2 separate regions of the Homo sapiens genome follow, and region 2 is linked to region 1. The links are chromatin contacts, found by Hi-C or POLR2A ChIA-PET in ENCODE. All regions are on one chromosome and are shown on one strand. Each heading gives the region's core, a stretch centred on a gene start or an enhancer-like site at or near the end of the contact. The rest is flanking DNA. Distances are from core to core; before and after follow the strand shown. Region 1 holds the start of HNRNPC (heterogeneous nuclear ribonucleoprotein C). Region 2 holds the start of LINC02332 (long intergenic non-protein coding RNA 2332).

Evidence for each region. Hi-C counts contacts between places; a loop is a spot of excess contacts on that map. ChIA-PET counts read pairs that join two places held with the same protein, here RNA polymerase II (POLR2A). Pooled maps may share reads with other maps.
Region 2: a pooled map shows a loop between it and region 1 (5-fold over the local background). The contact joins the promoter of LINC02332 here to the promoter of HNRNPC in region 1. A Hi-C loop is called at or near these places in 1 of 168 maps with a recorded cell type or tissue (naive thymus-derived CD4-positive, alpha-beta T cell) and 11 of 50 pooled maps. POLR2A ChIA-PET finds 5 or more read pairs at or near these places in 2 of 52 experiments (activated CD4-positive, alpha-beta T cell and activated naive CD4-positive, alpha-beta T cell).

What each region holds. Positions count from the first base shown.
Region 1 is chr14:21,267,047-21,271,371 of GRCh38, forward strand. It overlaps HNRNPC (heterogeneous nuclear ribonucleoprotein C), which reads right to left and starts at 2,396. Exons shown (of 9, transcript NM_004500.4): 1 at 2,252-2,396. RefSeq lists enhancers at 1-375, 1,875-2,499, 2,137-2,396, 2,500-3,125 and a silencer at 2,487-2,566.
Region 2 is chr14:22,554,873-22,559,197 of GRCh38, forward strand. It overlaps LINC02332 (long intergenic non-protein coding RNA 2332), which reads right to left and starts at 2,190. Exons shown (of 3, transcript NR_146543.1): 1 at 2,079-2,190; 2 at 1,920-1,981; 3 at 1,439-1,650. It overlaps LOC105370399 (a long non-coding RNA gene), which reads left to right and starts at 1,694. Exons shown (of 2, transcript XR_007064066.1): 1 at 1,694-2,694; 2 at 3,855-4,325. RefSeq lists enhancers at 526-655, 1,236-1,335, 1,386-1,725, 2,586-2,795 and a silencer at 1,836-1,885.

The sequences.
Region 1 (4,325 bases), core at 1,146-3,645:
TGCCACGACATGCACTCCAGCCTAGGGCGACAGAGCGAGACTCCGTCTCAAAAAAAAAAAAAAAAAAAAAAAAAAAAAAAACAAAACTGCTTTTAATAAAACTCAATCTGTACAGTTTTTAGGCTTCTGGCAACAAAAAATTTGAATTAGAAACTAAAAATTCAAATAGGTTTTAAAAAAAAGTCTAAGTCCCCTTATTTGCCTAAGGAGGATTAAAATCTATTTCTCCTAACTCCTAGGCAAACTTACTCCCCAGCCAACACCTCTCACATTCAACACTTTATTAAGATTTAATAATTTGCCCCTTAGTCTTTAAAATTAGAGCAACTAGCTATTTTGGAGTTTATTCTTTGCTTGTTTCGCACAGCCATTCCATCCAAAACAAGGTCGAATGCCATGTCAAATCCTCTAGAGATTTAATTACAAACGTAAGCTGTTTAAATTCTCTACAGAAGGAACATCAACCACCAAGTATTCCCGAGAGTGGCACTAGCATGAGGGGGAAAAAAAAGGTCAGAAAACCTGCAACCTGGCCATCCTTCTTCAACTTTTCCCCCTAGCCAATATGAAAATGTTACTAAACGCCTATCTAGTTGAGAACACACCTAGAATTGTGATATAAATACCGTGGCAAACAGTTTCGGATATTAACTCAAAGAATTTTTGGTGCGCTGATATACATACTGACCGGAAGGAACCCATTTTCGAAAACCTCAAAGAAAAGTGCCCGTCAATCAATTTCAACTACTATTAACAGTTCTTAAATACTAATTTCTGACATTTCTCCTTGCCAACATTTTTACTTCATGATTTCCCATTTTTACCCTAACCTCATTTCTAACAGTTCAGCACAATGATAAACTTTAGTTTTAAGTTCCTGTAATAATATACATGTTTAAGCCTTAAGAAAGGGGTCGCGATGTTTTTGACCCTTATTTTACTTCCTATCAAATAGATTGCCTTACAGATGAATTTCTTACCCTGCAGAATGGGTTTAAACTGTGCTTAACAGCTTTAGTTTTTGTGAGATTAACAGATTGTGAAAAATAAACTTAGCCAAATCTCATGTGAGGATTAAAAAAAGCGATGTCCCAGATAAGTCAATGTGACACTAAAGATCTAAACAATTTTTTTTAACTTTTAAGTTTTTTATCAAATTTCAGCACCCAGCAAATAATAGGCACTGTTAATATTTGCTTAATATAACGTAGCTGTGAATTTTTGCCCACATTTAGGCGGACGGGAAAATTAACGCCAGAATATCCCGAAAGTCAAATTTTGTCATCTTACACTTAGGAAGTTACGTTAAAAAATTCTCAAGTCTCGTAGTATTTTTCTTAAGCGCAATTTGGGAATTTCCAGTTACCTCGTGGTTTCCGTCATCAGGTTCTTGGCAAAGATTGCAATACAGTAGTTTTAGAACTATATTAACTAGGTATTCCATTAACTAGGTAAAAACCACTCGACTGACCTCGTGGTCAAATTCCTTACTAGTGCTGCTACTGACTTAATATGACCCTAGCAACCAACACTTTTCTGCCTCAGTTTCCGTCTGAGAAAGAGAGTTAATACCTACCTCAAGCAAAGTTCCACTAACTTATATATTTCAAGTGTTTTGTAACCTGCAGATGAAAAGTCAGCTGTAAATATTAATATAGTTATATCACAATATTTCCTTTTACAAATGTAAGTGAAAATAACTACTTCGAGCTCCATCATTTGCTCATAGAGAGAAATAAAATAAAAAGTTATCAGTAAAATGCTGAATCTTTTGTTAAACCTTTCTCGTAGGCCACGCGGCACGATCCAGGATTTAAAGGCTCGCGATACATCTACTTGGTAACCTTCCCCCTTCCCCTCCCCCACTTTTTACATGTAAGAAGAACGGAGGTAATAGAAGGCATCGGCGCTACGTTAACTTCGACTATATTAATGAGCATCACGATCTTCATTTTCATGATCCCGTAGTCCTCGCGGTCGTAGAAAATGAAAGGAAAGCAGCCGTTAACACAGGAAGAGCGAAAAAAGGACATTTTCCCTGGCGATCGTGGCCTAGAGGACACCAGGTTAAACCTATACAGAGGCTGAGGCCTATAAAACTGCCCCCGGCTTCAACCTAATCCCCCAAAACAAGCAGAATAAATGAGGGCCCGGTTAGTTAGGGGGAAGGATTCCCACATCTTCTCTCCCACACCCCCTCTCGCTTCCCGAAAAACCCAGCGCCTTCCCTGCGTCCGCCCTCTCCACTTACCAAGAAGGGGAGGGAGAAGAGATTCGATTCTGAGTCTCCTACTCCCGGGTTCTGCGTAGAGAAGCCGACTGCTGCTGGAGGTCGGCAACGCGGCCACAACCGCTCAGTCTTCGTCTCTTCACAAAATGGCCCCCGAGTCTCCTCTGCCGCCGAGGCGAAGGCCTAGTCCCCGCCCCATTCCTGAGAATCTTCCTATTGGCTGTGCGTTTTTTCGCTCCCGCTCCTAATTAGACAGTTCAACCGCTCCTCACAATGATATCCAATCACAATTAGCAGTGGGTTAGACTAAGCAGGCGAATTTCCACATGCGTGAGAGAAACTAGTTTATAACTGGTTAGTTTTCCTGTCATTTATTGCCTGGAGAATGCTTATTGGCTATTGCACGGGACGACCCTCTGGGTGGAAACTCGCCTTTGTATCGCGCACCGTCTCACATCCGGGTATCTGGGAGGCCTGATTGGCGGCCGCGGCGTCCTATCGCTGCCCCTTAGAGTGCCTAGTAGAAGATCCGCCCAGACCTCGGATTTCCGGCTGCGCGGGGGCGGGGAAAGGGTTGAGGGGCGTAGTTAGGTGACGGGCGCAAAAGACCTGCCCCAGCCCCGGGCCTAGGGAAAAAAAAGCGCGAAATGAAGCCTCCGTTGTGCAATGTGAATAAAGAAAGGACTTTTCTTAAAATGAGGAGGGAGCAGCAGTGACTAGGCCTTGTTAAAGTGTGTAGAAAACTAACCAGTCCTGCAGTTTTTCCAACCCCAGACCCTTTCTCAGTTCCAGATTCGAATGTCAGCTACCTCGTAGACATCTGCTTCTTGGCCTATTAAACCCTTCTTCAGACAACACATGTTCCATCGAAACCAACTGACTTCCTTATTCCTCTCCAATATAAAAAGGAAGTGCAGAATCCTGGCCTCTGGCCCCAGGGCATCTAATATCTTAAGTGCCAGCAAAATTGGCCCATCCTTCCAAATCTGGTCCCTTAATTTCCCTCCTCTTGAAATGGCTTGTCTCCTACCTACCCCCGTCACCTGCCAGTCTCTCTGGTTACATTATAGGAACTGCGCACGCAGTGGGGTAGCATCAGCTCTACTAAGCCAGCGGTTTCTTTTTTCTTTTCTTTTTTTTTTTTTTTTTTTTTTTTTTTTGAGGCAGAGTCACTGTCGCCCAGGCTGGAGTGCAGTGGCGCGATCTTGGCTCACTGCAACCTCCGCCTCCCGGGTTCAAGCGATTTTCCTGCCTCAGCCTCCTGAGTAGCTGGAACTACAGGTGCGCGCCACCATGTCCAGCTAATTTTTGTATTTTTAGTACAGATGGGGTTTCGCCATGTTGGCCAGACTGTTCAGGTGATCCGCCCGCCTCTGCCTCCCAAAGTGATAAGATTATAGGCGTGAGCCACCACGCCAGACCACTTTAAACTATTTTAAAAAGCAAAGACGAAAAATATGGGAGAAAGTATACACTAAAGTGTTAGTAGTGGTTCTCTCCTGGTGGGAAAATTACATGTGATTTTTTTTTTTAACTTTTTTTTTTTCAAACGGAGTCTCGCTTTGTCACCAGCCTGGAGTGTAGTGGCGCCATCTTGGCTCACTGCAACCTCCGCCTCCTAGGTTCAAGCGATTCTCCTGCCTCAGCCTCCCGAGTAGCTGGAACTACAGGTGCGTGCCACCACGCCCAGCTAATTTTTGTATTTTTAGTAGAGACGGGGTTTCACCATGTTGGCCAGGATGGTCTCCATCTCTTGACCTCGTGATCCGCCCGCCTCAGCCTTCCTAAGTGCTGGGATTACAGGCGTGACCCACCGCGCCCAGCCTTAAAATCTTATTGTACTTTTCTATATTTTCCAAATCATCTACTTTGAGCAAGTAATCAGAGGGAGAATATCCTACGAGTGCTTAAAGCCTCGACTCAATTGCCACATTGCAATTTATTTAAAATTATCTCGTAGCACTGTGGGTAGTTTTACACTCCTCTCCCTTCCTGGATGGTAAGATTTTTTGATGGCAGAGTTTAATTCTTACTCTTCAATATATTTTCCTTGTTTACTACCTATTAATAAATTAATAAAATATTAACCATTAAC
Region 2 (4,325 bases), core at 940-3,439, 1.3 Mb after region 1:
GCCCACCTGGTATGTCAGAGGGAATTAGAACGGCCTTGTGAGGAGGCTCAGGAGAAGGGCTCCTGTGCCCACCGGCCAAGTCAGCACTGGGCCTAACGCCACCACAGCAAAGCCCCTCAGTGCAGAGGGCCCAGCTATACGGAACTGGGCATTGCTTAGCCTGGAGGGAATAGGCAGCTGAGGAGACCTGGAAAACACAGTCATGAAGAGACTGGCCATGAAGACCCACAGACCCTGCGAGCCAAGGCCTTGGGCTGCAGCTGCAGCTGCAGCTCTACCAGCCTGGACCCAACCTCAGGCCGACATCCCAGCAGGGAACATGTTACTAAGGCCAGTTGTAGAAGGGACTTCTCTGGACACATGCCCTACTCTCCCAAAAGACTTAAGCACAGGCCAGTCCCAAAGGCAGAAGAATGGACTAAATGAGCTCTTGTGGCCCCAGCCCTAAGATTCTAGAGGACTCTCTGAAACTTCACTTGAAGACTTGACCTCTGAGTGCAACTGGAGTCACAGCCACTCAGGAGAAAGGGCAGGCTATGCAAGCACGTGCTTCAGGAGCATCCTGGTGAGGTCTTCAGCTCTGACAGAGCAACCCCTCTGCTGCTACCCTCACTGGGGGCAGCCATCTGAGTCTTAAGGAGTTGCTTATTTTTTAGGTCCAAACATAAAATTCAACTCCCCTGGGATCACGTATACAGACAGGCCTATAGCACCTTATTATCAGGTACCATCCTAGTGTGGAAGTCCCCTGGCCTGTGTGCTCTGTGGGATGGGAATGTCCCTTGTCATCAATGTGTCCCCAGGAACTAGAACAGTGCCTGGCACACAACAGATGCCGTTAAATGAATAAGTGAATGACTCCTGCAGTTAGGCTCTGGGTGGGGGGAGCTGAGTGTGAGGAGTGGGGAGTACAGGAGAAAGGAAAGTGGGGATTAGTAGAGGAAGTGGTCAGGTGAGTCAATGCTTCACAGTTTTGCCAAGAGCTAAAGTAACTTGTCAAGAACTTCAGAACAAGGAAAGCCTGAGTGGTGGCCCCTTGCTCAGGGCAGCCCCCAGGCAGGCACACATCTATCCAACAAAGCCTGGAGGACAGGGACTGTGGTAAATCACGCAGGGTACCTGGGAGTCTGACCTCACTGTGTGACCACACTGAGGTCCAGAGCCAACAGTCACTTTATGTGGGTTCGCCTCAGTTTCTCCATGAGTCCTACTCTAAAACCCATCTACCTCCGTGAGCCATGTGTGGGAAGACGAGCTTCTGACTGGGATGAGTCTGGGGGAGCAAGCACATGGAGACCCAGTGCTGTCATTCTGGCTGCCGGAAGGCTGCAGGACCACCAGCGCCCTGCGTCTGTGTCAAGGCCACCTGGGCAACGCGGCGAGGGGTGGGGAGTGCAGGCCTCCTTTCACACAGAGACACACAGGCCTGAGGCCTCTCTGGGTAGCACACATAGAGCTATATTTTGCAATTAATAAACAGGTCAGACATTGAGTCAGTAGCCACAAGTAGAACAGGAAGTGGAAAAAGTCTCCCACTTCCCTCCAGGTGTTTGGGGGCTGGGGCGGTCCCCTCCCATTTCCATGACGTCATGGTTACCAAGAGGGGCAAGTAGGGCACCCTTTGAAGCTCTCCCGCAGAAGCCACATCCTCTGGAAAGAAGAGTTTAAAATACTGAGTTAGAGATAGCATCGCCCCAGGCCACGTGCCGAGGGGAGCAGGCTGGGCCGTTACACCACCCCCCAACCGCAGGTGCAGCAAGGCCAACATGCCAGGCTGGGAGGGGCTGCCGGCCCCTCGGTGACTTGCACCGGGCCCGCAAGCAGGCTGGGGAGGTGCTGCTGGCCCCACCGCTGAGCCGCCTCCCTCACCGCACCTCTGCTGCCCCTCCAAACCAGCCAAGATCAGACCTTGATCTCACCTGATTAAGCGCTTGCTTAGTACAGGGCAGACCCTCGAGACTTATGCTCAGGCCAGTGTCTCCTGGGAGGGAAGGAGGTGGGGAGGCCGTATTTGCCCCCACACAGAGCTAGGGCTGATTCTCTGAGGGACCCCCCCCCAATAGCACCTCCCCCCTTACCCTGATGCTTGTCCATTAGGTGATGGCCCTAATGGACGCCTTGATGGACACGTCCGGGACCCAGGGACCCGGAGACCAGGAATCTGCTGGTCTCAGGGAGCCGCAGAACCTGAAACCCAAAAATACCAGGCTTGATCGCCTGCTCTTCGGTAGTGTCGCCATCCACCCGCATGGGGGCAGCAGCGCTCCACCAAAAAGACCTCTTCTCCCTTTGTCTGTTAATTCTGGAGATAGAAAGCCCCCAAAGTTTAGGAAAAGCTCTTTTCCGAGGAAAATAAAAGGGCAGGTGACTTTTATCCCACAAGTCCCTGCCCTGTGCCCGTCACTGCGCTGGGCGCAAGGCCTGTGTCATCCTGTCACATCCCCCCCCAAAGGAGAGGAGGGCCTGGGGCCTGGGCCGGCAGCAGGGGGCGCTGTTCGTCCGGGATCGTCAGACCCGCTCCACCCGGAGCCCTGGAGGAAGTGCCCAGGGAGGGCTGGGGGCCCGGAGGAGGCCTTGGGTTCGGAATTAGGCTGGCTGGAGTCCGGGATCCACCACATCATACACTCGTGCCTTTGGCAGGTCACTAACCGCCCACCGCCTCAGTTTCCCGGTGGGACGAACTCTCTCTCACAGGTAGTTTAAGAACCAGGCTTTCTTTGGCATTGTATACCTGCCATGTGCCAGGCTGTGTCGTGCTCTGGGGATTCAGTCTCTGTGCAAACTATGACTCCATACAGATGAAGTCCAAGAACAGGCAAAACGCATCACAGGTGATAGAAATTAGGGCACTGTTTGCCTCTGGGGTAGAAGGATGGATTGAAAAGGGGCACGAGGAAACCTTCAGGGGTGGTGGAAATGTTCCATATCTTTATCTTGGGTGATGGCTATATATATATCAAATGCATCATTAGTGTATTTTCATGTAATTATGCCTCAAGAAAGTACTGCTCCCATTAAATACACACACACACACACACACACACACACACAGAGTTTCTGTCTTCAAGGAGTTAACAGTCCAGTGAGTAGTGGGTATGAAAGAGATGTGTTAATGGCTGCAATTGCAAGACAGAGGCTTTTGTTACTATATTCTCCTCAGGCAGGAGTCCTCAGGCAGGAGGCAGGAGAACCAGTTGTTTGTCCCTAAGCGTCACTGCCCCTCACTAGCCTTCTCTCCTGGGGCCTTTAATTTTTCTGAGTCCCCATGTGTTATTATTCACATAGAGATAAAAATACCTGCCCACCTATTCTCAGTGTTGTTGAAGGGATTGAAAGCAGTAATGGGTGTGGAATGCTTAGTAAACTGAAATCCCAGTGCAAATATGAAGTGGGAATGCATCAGAATGCCCAGGAAGACGAACCATGACCCGAACAAGATGGGCTGGGCCAGGTCAGATGGCACTGCCATACTGAGAAAAAAGTGGGCTGGCTGCGGCTTCACACAGCCCGGGAGAGCTCAGAACTCCCCAGGCCCTGCCGGTGCGCTGGTGTTTCTCATAGTATGTGGCCACCTCTCCAGTCACTTCGGCCCTAGGAGCTTCTTGTTACACCATGATTTTGTCACTACCTCCGCAGCTTCCCACCTCCTGCTTCCGGCTTCCAGAAGGAAGCGCGTGATGGAGGGGAAATGACAGGGCCAGGAGGCAGCGGTCAGGCTGGGCCGAGTTTCTGACAGAAGCCAACACTTCTGGCCCCACAGTGCTCACGGCCTCCCTGACTCCTCACCACATCACAGCTGAAAAGGCTCACGTCTTATCTCCCCTCTCAACCTCTGGGGGCTTCTCTGCTTTCAGAAGGAGCCCCTGGAGCCCCTGGCCGAACACATCTGAAAGCACGGAGCCAGACCTCTGCAGCGCCCTCCAGCGGGCAGGTTCTGCGGGCAGCCATCTCCTCGCAGGCCAGAACACCCCACGTCACTCCAGGACGGTTCGCCACCTTTGAGAAGAGAGGACTCCAGTGTCTGTTCGCTCTGGAAATGTGGGCATGTTCCCATTCCAAAGGTGATAGGATCTGAGGGGAGGATCCTTCCCATTTTCAAAGCCTTCCTAAAATCCCACTGATTAGTGGGGAGGAGTGCAAGTCTACCCTTTCCCCGAACCACCCACATGAAATTTAGCAACAACAACAACAAAAAAGGAAAATATTAGAGGAAGATCATATAAGTGTAAGAAGACAAGGCTGGCAGGACCTAAGAGAGTCTAGGTAGATGAAGGAATATGGTTTACATAATGGGGAGCACCTGGTCTCCATTTCATGCTTCCAGC